2 separate regions of the Homo sapiens genome follow, and region 2 is linked to region 1. A link is a loop called in an ENCODE intact Hi-C map of the cell type or tissue named here. Cell type or tissue: Calu3. All regions are shown on one strand.

Region 1 (8,000 bases):
CAGTGGCACCTTTCCCCGCTAATATATGTACTACTAATACATAGCTTTAGTTTTACATAGTACATACTATGTACTATCACCCATATAAATTGTAGAATACGCTAATATAAGCAGGGCCTGTCTTCGGGTTGGGGGGTAAGGGAGGGTTAGCATTAGGAGAAATACCTAATGTAGATGACAGGTTGATGGGTGCAGCAAACCACCGTGGCACATGTATACCTATGTAACAAACCTGCATGTTATGCACATGTATCCCAGAACTTAAAGTATAATAATAATAATAATAATAATTTCAAAAAAGACACTGGCAGACTAAAAAGGCACAAGAGGAACACTGGAGCACCACAGGTGTGAAGATCTGAATGTTTCTCCCCACCACTCCCCCTCCCTGCCAAAATTCATGTTGAAATCCTAACCCCTGAGTTGAGAGTATTTGGAGATGAAGACTTTGCAAGGTGATTAGGTATTGAGGGCAAAGCCCTCATGAATGATGTTAGTGCCCTTATAAAAGAGACCTTGGAGAGATCCCTTGAGCCTTCTGCCATGTGAGGACACAGTGAGAAGACAGGCATCTGTGAAGACGTGGTCCCTCACCAGACACTGAATCTGCCAGTGCCGTGTCAGCCTTCATAGCTGTGAGAAATAAATATCTGTTGTTCATAAGCCGTCCGCTCTATGCTATTTTGTTATAGTAGCCCAAATAAATCCCACATTCTTTCAGATTGTCGTGGTTGCTTGCTTGCTTGCCTTGTGGCCGGCTCTCACACCAGCCTGGGGACTGCTCTCCCATCAGGAAGTTTTCCTTCCATGGAGGTCTCTTGTTTTTCCTGATGTAGGTAGGCTGGCAGTAAATTCTAGGAGATAGGGTAAATCTACAGAAGCAGCTGCTTTTACAAAGAAAAAGGGCAAAGGTGGTCTGCTTGCCTGCTTTTTATTTTTTAAAGAAAGGACAATTCGCTTTTATTATTTTGCACAAAGTAGATAGTTTGGGCTTCATTCACATTGTAAGTGGTAAAGGAGCTATTCATGTGGGACAACTGGGAAATGACTTTTTGTGACCACGATAGGAAGAGACATGCTAATGTGATATTGAGCAGGGTCTGGATTTCCGTTTTGGCCTGTGGTTGGTCTCCCTGTCCAGGGGGACACACAAATGCAGCTCTAGAATACTGCTGAACAGTAGCATTAATATTCAGTGGCAAACCTTGATCTGTTGGTCTTAGAATACTGGTGTGAAGAGGGATATAGAATAAATAATTAGAATGTAATCTAATATTAGTAGCTATGGCCTGGCTTCCTGTGAGCTGGATTTAGGGATGCTTCGATTCTTAATACCATCAACAAGCAATTGAAATATACACATACATCAGAAGCCGGGTCACAGCTGGTATGCCATTGGGGTATTTTCAGGAGAGGAAATAAAGGATTTAGATGGGGCAGAAATAAATAAGCCACATTTCCCCTTGTCTGTGTTGTGCCAGACTGGGAGACTGTATATTTGTGAAAGAATCCACTTCACTGTATATTTCTTAGTGTCTTAACATGCACAGAGGAAATACTGCCCATCCTTTTAACAAGTTTTATATCATTGCCTTCACAACTTAGGATGAAATGCCCTTCGACCCTCTAAGGCTGAATAAATGCCCCACTAACTCCAGGAGGTTAATGTATCAAGATAGATTCTCATCTGCTAATCTCAAGGCCAACAGACCCAATTTGGAGTTATTTTACCCATCCTCAAAAGCTTGATTTTAATAGACTGTTGAGAAAGAGGTGTTTAAATTTCAGCAGCAATTCCATTTATACCCTACATGACATTTAGGGCTTAAGGGAATAGAAGGAATTGCTTATGGGAGACATCAAGCAAAAAAAAAAAAAAAAAAAGATCCTGATTTTTCTCCACACTCAGAACAGTGTGAGGGGAGTGAATCTCAGGGTTTTGTTTCATTTGCACAACATCAGGCAGTCAGCACATGTGTGAAATAGAGAACGCAGGCTGGGTTGTGACTAGCACCCAGGGTGACTGATTTATGTTTAAATGGAGCAATAAAAACTGTGGTAATCATAAGGCAAGTCAGTAAGGATCCCCCCAAAAAGTTAGTTCTCAGACATCCTGTCTCAGAAGAAACGATCTGTCCTGCAGTGGTTTTCTGTTCAGGCGACTGTATCGATTGTACTGGTCTGCTGTATTTTAGTAAAACTTGTTGATCCATTACTCAAGCAGGTTGCTGCTAGCCTGGATTCATTTGTTCTTTTCCAGCCACATTCCACTGTTGCTTGCTTAGGGAGCTTTTGGAGAGCACACTCGGTGGGTGGTGAATCCTCAAAACTGCAAGAAGCCATCAATCTCTTACTTTCAGAAGGCTGGAGATACCCTCAAATTATTTTCTCTTCAACCATCAGATTTTTGGGAAGATAAGCCTGAGGACAGCTCTTCCTTATGTCATCCTGAGCTGATTTTAGCACCCTTGAGGCGTTGTGTGTGGGGGAAGTATGACAAAACAAACCTGAGTGGAGCTCACTGGGGTCTGGTTTCCCAGATGCTGCTTTGGGATATGCCATCCAAACACATGATTTGTGCACTGACAGAACAAATAAAAATGGCCCCTGGTGTAAAGTCTATTGTCTCTGTCAAGAGAACCCAAAAGCCTCCCTGCCCTTTTCTCCTTTGAGTAGGGCTATTGGTTTTGGCTAAGCAAAGATGAGGTTCCTTTATGGCAGGTGAGCTGAGTGTCCCATGGGGAGAAAAGGGGTTTTGCTGGGTAAGGCAAGAGTATAAGGAACCGTGGATATGTGGAAAGAATGCTAAGATGGAGAGGACAGAGCTGGTGGGCAGGCCTGCCCTCCTTATCCCATCCCCAAAGCGGGTGAAGGGATGGCCACACAGCAGAGCCTGGCTTATCCAAAGGCACCCAACGCTGTGTTAAGACTCTCAACCTGGCTCAACTGTGCCATTGCCTCACCTTCATGGCTGGGACATTGCTGCCTCGATGAGGCCTCACCAATGGGCTTAGGCAAGGCCCAGGCATTGTTAAGATAGCTCACCCGGAAGTGCTAAATCTGGCCAGTTCCTGAGGGTGCTTTTTTGTTCTAGTAAAGCCCCACGTTTGGGAATCACCATTTTGTTGGAAATCTCTCTCTCTTCTTTTTGCAGTTATGTCATGTGATAGTCATCTTGTATAGTTAGGGACCATCTAGCATTCACCTCATCACCTCGAAGAGGGGCAATGGGTCATGGCCAGAGGTGCAGACTCCTGTGGGTTTTTATAACAACATATCAATCCAATATAGGACTTGACCTTGGGGGCCACTGTGCCTGTGAATGGAGCCCTTGGAAGAGAATCAGAAAGATTGATAAGAACTTCTCCTGTCTCAAGGCTGGCTGGGAGAGAACACAGTCTGATTTGCTCCATTTGGCTCTAAGTGAAGCTTCCTCCAAGAAGTGGCTTGAAATATGTTTTATGCATGATAAATGACAAGGGCTTATATAGTTCCCGCAGAGGTTATTGTGTCATCTGAGTTTGCAGATGAAATTCCAGGAGGTAGTTGTCACTGCATTATCATGGCTTTTGTCCAAGAACTCCACAGCCCCAGCAGCTCTCTATGTTCATAGCACCTTGATGAGAAGGTAGCACATAGGAATGGCCTTATTCTGCAGAAAAAAAAAAAAAAAAAAAAAAGACAGAGACAGGAGTTCTTAGGACTAGGTAGCCTGGATTTGTGCCTATTTCTTGTTAATTGCAGACTTTTGGAAAGCTCACTTTCTTGACGAGGCCTTTTTGCTCCAAAATAGTATTACTCCTGGTCACATGGATTGCTAATGATGCTCATGTTGTTCACATGGGGATTGAGACATCTGAGGTTTCTGAACAGAAAGGGGGCTCCTAAATGGCAGAGACTAATTATATTAGTATTTCCCCCTCATTATAGAAGGGGAATTTCTATAGAGTGCAAGAATTTCTATTTGGGGCACTAAAATGGTACAAGAAATAGAGTCGGTTCAGTTGGTCATTACTCACACAGCAGTCAACAGACTAAACAGTCCTAAATCAGGCAACTGTTTTAGTAACGATAATTTTTGTTTTCCTTGAGTAATTTGAAAATGCTTAATAAAATGGAACTATTTCTTTCTAACCAATTCCCTCCATTCATCTGGAAGGGTGTTTGTGAGTTTACATCTCTGGGATGGGGATGAGCAGTGGGGAGGCCACGGGGAGCAGTGCTGTATGACCTGAAGGTGGGCGATGGGGATGAGCAGTGGGGAGGTCGTGGGGAGCAGTGCTGGGTGACCTGCAGGCGGGCAAGTCTTCTTCAGAGGAGGAACGTCACACCCACCGCCTGACTCCCTTCTGGGTTAGCTCACTCCACTCTTCTGTTAGGCTTTGCCAACCAGGCCAACCACAAGGATACATCCCTAGATCTTGGGTGGCCACCGTGGTTCAGAACATAGATACAGAACTAATTTTATTTGCTACAACAAGCAAGAAGGCTGAGGTTTATTGAGCAATAGCTGGGTTTTGTCAAACTTGCTTAAGGATTGCCTAAGACCAGCAAAATAAACATGATAAAGTTGAAGAATGACCAGTTTTCCACTCTGCTGTGTTTGGAGGCTGACGAAACTGTCATTGACAAAATTGCCCTGATGGGACTGTTTTTTGTTGTTGTTGTTGTTGGTTGGTTTTTTTTTTTAATCTGTGAAATACTTTCCTGAATGGTAACTCGATTTTATTGTGAGTAATGAGTTCTGAGTATACCAGGGAGAGAAACAGTGAGAAAGCCTCCTGCAGAGGTTTTTAGCCCTCTCTCCTTCTGCTACAAAGATGTTATTGTTACATTTATACCCAACACAAAGACTCAGGGAATATTTGTGGAGTAATCGCCTGTTTATTTGTTTTATATATTATTATCATTTGTCTATGTATGACCCTTTTAAAAGTTAATTAAGTGATACCGTAAGTCCCTGTGAAATCATCACCCACGCCAGAACTGGAACCGAATCAACTTACCTCAAGACCCAAGCACTCTTCTTTATTCTGTCTTCTTCTAATACCCTCAGAGGCATTCATTATTCATTGTTTTTGACTTATGACAATATATCATTCAGTTTTATTTATTTTAAAACTTTATATAAAGAGTGTAATGCTATACGAAGTTTCTTGGAATTTGCCTTTTTCACTTAATATGATACTAAAATTTTCTGTGTTGTTGAACACAGCTGTAGTTCATTTATTTTCACTGCTGCATAATCCTTCATTACATTGATATATGCCATTTATTTATTTATCCTACCATTGATAGGTATTTTGTCATTTCCAGTTTTTTAGTATTATGCTGTTCAATGCTATGAACTTTCTTCTGTTCCTCTCCAGGTATATATGTGTAACTATTACTCTTGAGTATATATCTAGGAATGGAATGCTGAGCTGAAGGGTATAAGCACAGTCAACTTCTTTTTTTTTTTTTTTGAGACGGAGTCTTGCTGTGTCACCCAGGCTGGAGTGCAGTGGCGTGATCTCAGCTCAATGCAAGGTCCGCCTCCTGGGTTCACCCCATTCTCCTGCTTCAGTCTCCTGAGTAGCTGGGACTACAGATGCCCGCCACCACGCCTGGCTAATTTTGTTTTTGTACTTTTAGTAGAGATGGGGTTTCACCGTGTTAGCCAAGATGGTCTTAATCTTCTGACCTTGTGATCCGCCCACCTCGGCCTCCCAAAGTGTTGGGATTACAGGCAGGAGCCACCGCACCTGGCCTCAACTTCTTTTTTAACTTATGAATTGTTTATTTCCGGAATTTTCCATTTAATATTTTTGAACCACAGCTGACTGAGGGTAAGTAAAACCATGAAAAGTGAAAGCATGGATAAGGTGGAACTACTGTGCATGTGTATGTGTGTGTGTGTATGTGTGTATAGATATATCTATATACATATATGTATATACTATATAAATGTATATATCTATGTATACTCATACGTGTTTATAGATATACATTCTGTGTAAACTAGACTATGCGTTCTTTAACACTTAGAAATGAAGCACGATCAACTTTAAAACATAATGCCAACTGGCTTCCAGGAGTTGCATTTTTGATTTAAGAACAAGTCTTGTTTAATTCTTTAACAGCATGCACCAGATCTGTCATTTCTGGAATCTTGTGCGAATTGTGTATCAACTTGAGGGTGAGTGCTCGTGGGTTGTTGTGGTGGGCAAATGAGGCTATGTGGAGAACTTAGCAATGTTTTCAAAGAGACCTTGCCACACAGATGCTTTCAGAATTTAAATGACTCAGAAAGTTGTTTACTTTTGGCCCAAAGCCAATGTCTTCTGGAGGTAGTGAGTGCTGCTTTGGATGGGTTGGGATCAGCAGAGCATCTACCACAGAAATTCTAACAAAATGAGGGTTGGACCTGTGATAAGGGCAGCGTCAGCAGCAAGGGCCTCTAGAGGCTTGGTCACCACAACTATAAATCTTTCATGTAGTCGAACTTCCTGCTTTCACTTCACAGGGCCACTCACGGACTTGTCATCTGCTCTCACCAGGACTTCAGAGGATCTCAATGCTGCTGTTCTCACAGCCTGACAGGGACAAAATAACAGGAAACTTGCAAATTTGTCTTTATTCTTGCTTATGGTATGGCTAGAAAATGTTTGAATTAATATGAGAAATATAAAGATCTATCATAACCTCCTTTTTTGTAGGTGGGGCTACTTTTCCTTCCTTAATAGTTACCCTTCTGCTGAGGCCCCCTATGGGAAACACCAATCTTTAAGGGACTTAATCCCTTTTTCCAAACTTCCCTGGGCCAGTGCCCAAATGGTCTATACATTGTCTGTTAAATCAAAGAAACCAGCTTTCTTGTTTTTCTCTATGGTTTCTTCCCATGCAATTGACATCTTACAGTGCAACATGGAAATTTGAAATAAAGGCACACCATTGCACATCTAAGTTGAGATCTAGAGACGGTGGTTTGGAGTGAAGTTCTAATTAATAGGAGAAATGGGATTGCTAACTTTGGCTTTTCCCAGGGATCCTTAAGGTCTGGGACAGATCCCCCATTGGTCTAGAGGAGTTAGGGTTAATTGTAGTCCTGCTTGGAGACAAAGGTACTAAAATGTGACTACTGGCTTTTTCAGCTATAAAATTGAAGAGTCTCTGCATGGTCTGTTCCAGGCATCTCCCTGAGCCAGCCCAAGGAACTGCCTTTAGGTCTCTTCCTTATCCCTTCTCTCTCTCACGCCTTCTTTTGTTCCCTGCCCTTCTTCCTGGCCTCTCTCTCTTACTTTCATTTCTTCTGGCAATTAGTGGACAAGCCAGAAGAAAACAATTAAGATGGTCATCAATTTGGGCAGTATTCTGTTCACACTTATTTGAGACTTGTTCTGTAGTATATGTGAACATACTCAGGACGTAAATGAAATAGAATAGTGAGCCAGAAAATTGTGATAAATAAAGGTGCTTCTACCCATATTTTGTTTACATTCTGGGTGGTGCATGAGATTAAAAGCTGTGAGACTTTGCAAATAGAATGAGGTAGATGACTAGTTTTTGCTGTGCATAAGGTCAACAATATCACCCAACAAATAGCCAGCTCCTTGCCACACTCCCTTCCTTCATTCTAGTCATCTATCTTACAAGCATAATTGAATTAGATCCTCATAAAAGTCTTACAAGGCACATACTACTGATGGTAGTGGAGGCCTGTCTGGAGCGGCTGCTGCCATGATGCTGGCTTCAGGGGGTGAGGCATGGCCAGGGCTGCACACTCCAAAGAGCCAGCAGGAGCCGGGAAAAGGCAGAAGCCCTGGCAGGGCAGGAACCTTGTGCTCCCTGGGAGCAGCTGCGGCCATCCAGCTGTGGCTGTGGACCTGGGCATCCCTGTGCTCTTGGGAGCTGGGATTGGGCAGGAGCCCTGCCCTTCTGGAGTGTAGCTGCAGCTGCCCAAGCCATGGCTACGGACCTGGGCGTCCCCTCTTGGGGGCCTGGGAAAGGCCCCCTCCCAC
Region 2 (8,000 bases), 50 kb after region 1:
GCAGGGATAACTTTAGTATATAAAATGTTCTCACCAACGTGAAGGGAAGAATTTTATTCATCTGAAATTTTTCATGAAATTTATTTATGAAAAGCCATCAGAGGAATTCCCAGAAGGCTACATGCCTCCTTCTCATAGGACTGAGAAAGGATGGGGTAACATGGGGTTACAGAGTGAGTTCTCCAACCAGGTGGCCAGAGCTTGGGTAAGTCCTGATGGTCGCACCTGGCTGGGAAGCCAGGAAAGGTGCTCACAGACAAGTGGAGAAATGAATAGAATTGTGGTGAGGCACCCTCCAAAATGAGAGACAGTAGGAGAAATTTTAGCAATTTTACCGTGTGCAGAATTTCAGAACTAAGTACTGGAGCCTAAAGATAATTTCTGGGAAGTTTTCTGTTTGATATCCTGTATAAAACCCCTAGATGGCCTAGTTAAAAACCTACAGAAAAGATCTACAATATGGTCCAAAGTTTACGAAGCCAGATTTATGTTTCTTTTGACTGTGACTCACAGCTAAGACTGAGCCACATGGAGCCTTAGGGATTATTTAGGTTAGATTACATATTAACAAAATATCAGCATATCCTTTAGTAAGATATCCACGCAGTAATGTCAACTAATCACAGTAGCATAGCATTTAAAGGGAGTTTTGAGCAGGATTGAAAGAAATATGAATAACTAGGTGTAAGTAGGAATTTTCATAAAGGGACGATTTACAGAGCTGTGGCAGGGTTAAAAGGACCAACAAGGAATGTTGAAGCACTCAGGGACCAGCAACATTGAGAAACTGTTTCCTAGAACTGAAGAGTGGAGGGGAAGGAAGAGTGTTGTTACTAAGGCCCATTAAAAATTGGGGCTATAGAAGGGGAGCTGACTGCAACTGCATCAGGAGCTACAGTCAGGGAGGGATGGTGCCACTGCCAGATTGTGAACCATGAAGCTGAGTAGGGAGCGAGCAGCAGAGAAATACCCTCATCTCTCCTGCTGTTGCCTTCCATTGGCTGAACCGTCCGGGGCATCTGAGCCTGAAGAAATTAGAGAATACTGCCGGGCGCTCACGCCTGTAATCCCAGCACTTTGGGAGGCCAAGGAGGGTGGATCACCTGCAGTCAGGAGTTCGAGACCAGCCTGACCAACATGGTGAAACCCTGTCTCTACTAAAAATACAAAATTAGCCAGCCATGGTGGCGCATACCTGTAATCCCAGCTACTTGAGAGGCTGAGGCAAAAGAATTGCTTAAACCTGGGAGGCGGAGATTGCAGCGAGCTGAGATCTCACCACTGCACTCCAGCCTGGGCAACAAGGGTGAAACTCCATCTCAAAAAACAAAACAAACAAACAAACAAACAAAAAAAAAAACCAAACAAAAAACCCAAGCACAAAAAAACTTAGAGAATGCTATCTGTAAGCATCAGTTCCCTGAGGACCTAGGCTGCCATGGAGGAACAGAGGATGGATGTGGGGTGGTGCACAAATGGAGAAGAACGCACACCCTGAGTCTCACTCTAGTGAATTCTGACCTTTCTTTAAGAAAAACTACCCAATTTTGGAATCTTTCTTGACATGTCCAGGCTGTCTAGAGCTCTAGGACCTTTATAACTCTTAGCCACAGCAGGCTTTACATTCCCTAGAGTTTTTCTTCTGCCAAAACAGAAGAACAGAACTATGGCATATAGTTTTCAATCCATCTTCTGCCTTAGCACAGGTGAATGACAGAAAACAGTGACATTGCATATCCCTAATGCCAGTGCACAATGGGGCACAATTCTCACTGGGCATAGGGAACACATTGCCTTTAGGGAGGTATAAGAGAACCTCAGGGTGGTGGTAGTGTACATTTGAAAAAGCCCCGCCTTTCCAACTTGGACGCGGCAGAATGGTTCCCGCAAAGAAGGGTGGCGAGAAGAAAACGGGCCGTTGCCATCAACGAAGTGGTAACCCGAGAATATACCATCAACATTCACAAGCGCATCCATGGAGTGGGCTTCAAGAAACGTGCACCTTGGGCACTCAAAGAGATTCGGAAATTTGCCATGAAGGAGATGGGAACTCCAGATGTGCGCATTGACACCAGGCTCAACAAAGCTGTCTGGGCCAAAGGAATAAGGAATGTCCTATACCGAATCCATGTGAGGCTGTCCAGAAAACGTAATGAGGATGAAGATTCACCAAATAAGCTATATACTTTGGTTACCTATGTAACTGTTACCACTTTCAAAAATCTACAGACAGTCAATGTGGATGAGAACTAATCCCTGATCGTCAGATACATCAAATAAAGTTATAAAATTGCCAAAAAAAAAAAAGTAAAAGCTCCTACAAATGATTCTCATAAACTTCTGTGCTTCTCTGAGAATGACTGTGCTAAAAGCTTTAACCAGGATCTCTTGATGACAGGATCTTTCTCTTTCTGAAACGAAGGGTAGAGTTTCTCTTTCTGAAAGGGAGGGTAGAGTTTTCATCAAAACATTCAAGCTTCTACACGTGGCAGTAGTGAAAATGCTTGGGAATTCAAATTTGTATCTCATTTTAACTGTGTAATCTGTTAATGTCTCTGAGCCTCAGTATCTTAATCTATAAAGAAGGCATAATTATACCTACCTCCAAGGGTTGCTAAGAATAAGTCAGCTAAAAGTGCTTTGTAGGTGGAAAAATTCTAGATAATTGTTATTTATATTATTGTTATCTTGATGTCTTTTCACATATGGGAAAAGCTGGCTTTTTATTCCCTGCAGTCAGCTTAAAACTGAAAGACATAAAATCATTTATAGAATAACTCTAGTCTGAATCCTTTGCATCGATCCATTACCAATCAGAAGGTGGCGTATTTTGAAGTCCTGAGCTTATGTAGATATGGGTTTTGAGTTAATGTATAACTCCTTTTAAAATTACAGACATTTCTAGCTTCCTTTGAGTTTTACAAACTAACAGTTCAGGCACAGACACTTTTCTCATTTTTTATTTCAAACTTCAAAATATATTTATGATAATAAACTAAAAGTAAAATTGTCAGGTTGCCAAGTAATGAGATTATAGGTGAATCCACACTCCCAGTTTGCCTTAATATTGTTAAATTACTTCTATAACTAACAAGGGAAACATTCATTTAAACCAAACATAGTAAGTTTTTGTAATTTATTTCCCTTTGTAAAAGCTGCATAGATATATATTTATTGTAACAAACTTAAAAAATTAAGAAACATTGTACCTGTGGACTTATTCTTCAAAAACAACAATATTTTGAAGCTACTTTCATTCCTTCTTTCCCCTTCTGATGGATATATTTTAATAGCTGTGAACATTTTCATGTTCCATTTTCCTTCTACCTTACAACATAAATATTTCACATTGTTACTACAAGATTTCCTTGATAATTTTAATGGCTATGTAACAGTTCATCAGATGGGTATATCTTAACATTAGACATTTAGGTGATTTGCTTCCACTAGATATTAATATATAGTAAATTAAATAATAACAAGAACAAGGAAGTTAAAAAAAGGAAATTCTCCTCGTTTTTTTACAACTTCCTCATGGCTTACCTGGATCTCCTCCATGTCTCATTAAAATTTAACTAATTATTTCATAACAGCACGTAGAAATTCTGGCAGTGTGATAGACATATTCATTTTACTCCTGACCACACAGACAAAGCTGTGTACCACGATGACAGAGGCCAGCAAGCCAGAGGCATGTGTTATTTTTGGAACTTCTCTAGAGAAAATGTGAACTCAAAAGTCTGGGCTTAACAACTGTTCCTGTTACACACATACACAAACACACTCACAGATGTTAAATATTGGGATTCTAGATGGCTTGTTTTCATTATGCAAAGACATTTCTCTCTTTCCCATGATGTCTAAAATAATACTATGAATTCCAAGAATCATGGAAAGTTAGGAAGTTTGGAGATTATTTATATGGGATTTTTAATATATGACATGTCTGCTATGCTAAACACATGGCAGACATTATTGACCAATTGTTCTTTCCTGAGACAACTTCAGACTCCTTCCCAGCATAACACTACCACACTCATGACCAATCCTTCACAAATGGTTCAAGAGAGCAAACCTGTTCACCATCGAGAGCTCTTCAGACCTCTTACTTCATGGATAAGGAAACTGAAACACTTTAGATTCCGGGCAGAAAAAATAATGCATCTGCTTGGCTTGTTGAGTGTATGTAGAGGTTTACATATTAAAAGGATCCCCAGGTGATTTGAAAGCACCCTAAGCTTGAGAAGCACTGATCTAGACCACTGAATGGAGGATGCCACAGGTACAGACAGGTCCAGAGTGAGGTTGTCCAGCAGCTGTGGGCAGGACCCCAGGGGAATCAGTACCTTGGAGAGGGCATCCCATATGGTGAGCTGTGGTTTTCACTTCATAGTTTCAGAAACTTAATTTAGTTAATTACACAGAGATGATTAACCCGTAGGAGACCAGGTTTTACTAATGAAACTTAAAAGGCATTGATGTGCAAACCAGAATTCCTATTTTGGTACAAAAAAAAACCTGTTAGAATCATCCTTTGCGTCATACATGGCTGCGGGGGTATTTTTTCTGGCAAGTACCTTCATGCAGCTACCTAAGGTAAAGGCCCAGAGATGCCTTCGTCAACATAGAATGATAGCAATGACAGTAGGTATTTCTGAGGGCTGTTTTTTTTGTGTTAGAGTTATTTCTCCTTCAAGATGCTGGATAAACATGAAGAAATCCTCGCTAATACATTGCCTTTGAAAACCTTTTACTAGGCCTGGCACGGTGGCTCATGCCTGTAATCCCAGCACTTTGGGAGGCTGAGGTGGGCAGATCACGAGGTCAGGAGATCGAGACCATCCTGGCTAACACGGTGAAACCCCGTCTCTACTAAAAATACAAAAAATTAGCCGGGCGTTGTGGTGGGCACCTGTAGTCCTGGCAGGCACCTGTAGTCCCAGCTACTCGGGAGGCTGAGGCAGGAGAATGGCGTGAACCTGGGAGGCAGAGCTTGCAGTGAGCCGAGATCGCACCACTGCACTCCAGCCTGGGTGACAGAGCAAGACTCTGTCTTAAAAAAAAAAAAGAAAAGAAAAGAAAACCTTTTTCTAAAACAATCCTTGGCCAATGCCAGCTATGTTTCAGTGAGTTTTCTTTTCTGTCAGTTTCATTTCAGTCATCTTCCTGAGGATATTTACCAATTTCTCCAGTTTCAGGAGCAATATCCTTGTAAACTATTTCATAGAGGTACCTGCTTCTGTAGCTATTTAAACTCCACTGTTTATTGATTCTTCTTAACTTTATTCTCTAAATTCACCTAAATTCTAGGTGCTCTGTCCTGTGGCTCCCAACAATGACTACTTTAGTCAAATCTTGTTTCTCCAGCTGATGGGAGGCAAACTGCTTAACCTGTACATATTTGTTACTTTTTTGAACAGTGGGGGTGAGGAAGTTGAAAGAACTTACAAAAAGAGTCAATGCCTTCACTGTAAATGTATTTGGAGCGAACAGAATCAAGATGTTCTTAAATCGAAGTCATTATTCTCTGCCAGATGGGAAAAGGCACAGTCTTATGGTTATGAAGAGCTAGGTTGGGTCTGTATCGTGCTGTAAACTCCACTTAAAGCCAGACTTCTTTGTTTGCCAAGAGTAGCTATCACAGACTAAAATGCTAAAACGCAACTGGGGATGCTGTCAATCTGCTTGACATGCATCGACTGCAAACATCTCATACCCCTGGTAGAGGGGGCACATTCTACTTCTCTAACACAAGGGAGTGGGAAGGCATGGTTCAGGAAAGCTGCACATATTACAGTATATATATTTCCATAATCAAAAGACAACCCTTACTATATTACATTATTGGACAATTTGAAAAAACTTTTAATGCTTTGCTGTTCTTTTACTCTGAATTCCTCTAGAACACAGTTACATGCCTACCACTTATTACATGAGGAAATCCATAATATAGGAGCTCTTATTTAGCTTCCAAATGGTCTCAAATGAGATCCAAAATTTAAGAAGGAAATAAGAATCAGTGATTATGTAACATTAACCAAATGTCTTTCCCAAACTGAGGCTGACTTTACATTTCTTAGGGGCCCAATTCCATTAATGGTGCTTTCTTATTCAGCAAGGTAGAGACATGGATTACTTAGCCAGTGTTTTAGAACTGTGAAAACTGTACTGTACACACAACTGAGGGCTGTAAGGGGATCTTGCTTCATACTCAGTCACTGGCTGCAGCAAGGGAGACTTAAGTGAGACCATACAGCAAGGACTTTGCAAAGCTAAAAGTACTAAATACATGCAAGGGGATTTGCAGCTAAATAAAGTGTTTTTATACCTCCAGCTTCCACTAAGCTGTCCAGGGACAAGTGAATTCCTTTTCTCCAGCTGCTTGAAGAAGTGTGTTGTCTAAAGCATTGTTCCTGGCTACTATTATTTATAGTAGAATTGTCTTCTCCTACTATTCTCAACACGTTTGCTTTTTCATTTTTGAGGAAGCAGTTTTAGAACCTGAAGTTGGACCTGTACCTTGACTGTCCTCTTCACATACAATGATGCTCAGCCTCTCCCTGTTACTTCATCTCTTGTTATGAAATTCCGACCCAATTTAAGTTTGCATGCAAGTTTCAGTTTCTTCATAAAGTAAGCACTCTGAATTCTTACTAGCATTTTAACACTCATTATCTGATCTAAGCAATTGAGCCTGATTATTTGCTGTTTTATCTTGCTTTTTAATGGTTCCATGTGCATAAGGCTCTTCAACAAAACTGTACATTAGTTAAAAGTAAGAGTTTCTAATGCCTCTTCAATGCTATATTGTTTCCATTGTGTTTTTATTATAGCTGTAGAAACCATATTTCTTTTTCTTTTTCTTTTCTTTCTTTCTTTCTTTTTTTTTTTTTTTTTTTTTTTTGCTATGGAGTTTCGCTCTTGTTGCCCAGGCTGGAGTGCAATGGTGTGCTCTCAGCTCACCGCAACCTCCGCCTCCCGGGTTCAAGCGATTCTCCTGCCTCAGCCTCCCGAGTAGCTGGGATTATAGGCATGCACCACCACACCTGGCTAATTTTGTATTTTTAGTAGAGATGGGTTTCTCCATGTTGTTCAGGTTGGTCTTGAACTCCCGACCTCAGGTGATCTGCCTGCCTTGCAATGGCACGATCTTGGCTCACTGCAACCTCCAACTGCTGGGTTCAAGTAATTCTGCCTCAGCTTCCCAAGAAGCTGGGTTTACAGGCACATGCCACCATGCCCAGCTAATTTTTGTAATTCTACTAGAGAAGGGTTTTGTCATGTTGGCCAGGCTGGTCTCGAACTCCTGACTTCAGGTGATCCGCCCGCCTCAGCCTCCCAGAAGTGTTGGGATTACAGGCATGAGCCACCGCACCCTAGAAACCATATTTCATACATAAGATAATCAGACATGAATTGAACTCAAGGTCTGTCAATGGGGCAGAATATTTGAAATCTGGGTTACTCTGGGAAATCCAGGAGACAGTGTTATTTTATTTATGGTGCCACTATATACCCTTGTTATAGCCACACATCTATCTGCCCTGCTAGATCTTTAGCAACCTGAGATTAATAAAAGTAATATTTATCTTTGTGGTACCAGTGCCCACTATTGTTGTCAACAATGTTATCCATTGTTAGCTTTCTTTTAGTGCTTCTTCTGTGCCAGACACTGTACTAAGTACTTTACATGAATCATCTAATCCTCACAAACTTTATCTTCATAAGATAATAAGGTTCAGTTATCTCCATTTTAAGAATGAATACTCACTGGTGCATAAATAGTAGGCATATAATGAATTTTAGACTAATGAATGAATTGATGCTGAAATGGTTGATGCCTAAGACATTGCCATGGGAATATTCTTCTTGCTCCAACTAGAAAGATAACTTAGAGACTCAGATCACTTCTTCACTTTTTAAAGGTAGATTAGGGAATCTGGGTGTTCATTTTGATTCTCACTTACCTGTGTGGCATTTTCTATTGAAATAGTTATTGG

Evidence for each region. A loop is a pair of places that touch in the nucleus more often than their neighbours do. Peaks named below come from ENCODE experiments on the same cell type or tissue, not always from the same donor. Only the 100,000 strongest peaks of a DNase experiment are listed, where the experiment ranks them.
Region 2: it touches region 1 in a loop (2.9-fold over the local background); 4 of 110 quality-filtered maps call a loop at or near these places.

The regions. Positions count from the first base shown.
Region 1 is chr14:58,742,947-58,750,946 of GRCh38, forward strand. It overlaps LOC102723725 (a long non-coding RNA gene), which reads left to right and starts at 6,007. Exons shown (of 3, transcript XR_943915.3): 1 at 6,007-6,178; 2 at 6,506-6,630; 3 at 7,134-7,207. In Calu3, no CTCF peak of the experiment used is centred here; DNase peaks (open chromatin) are centred at 3,565 and 6,355.
Region 2 is chr14:58,792,777-58,800,776 of GRCh38, forward strand. It overlaps the pseudogene RPL31P4. Among named protein-coding and RNA genes, the nearest start is that of LINC01500, 32 kb to the right of the region's middle. In Calu3, no CTCF peak of the experiment used is centred here; a DNase peak (open chromatin) is centred at 4,325.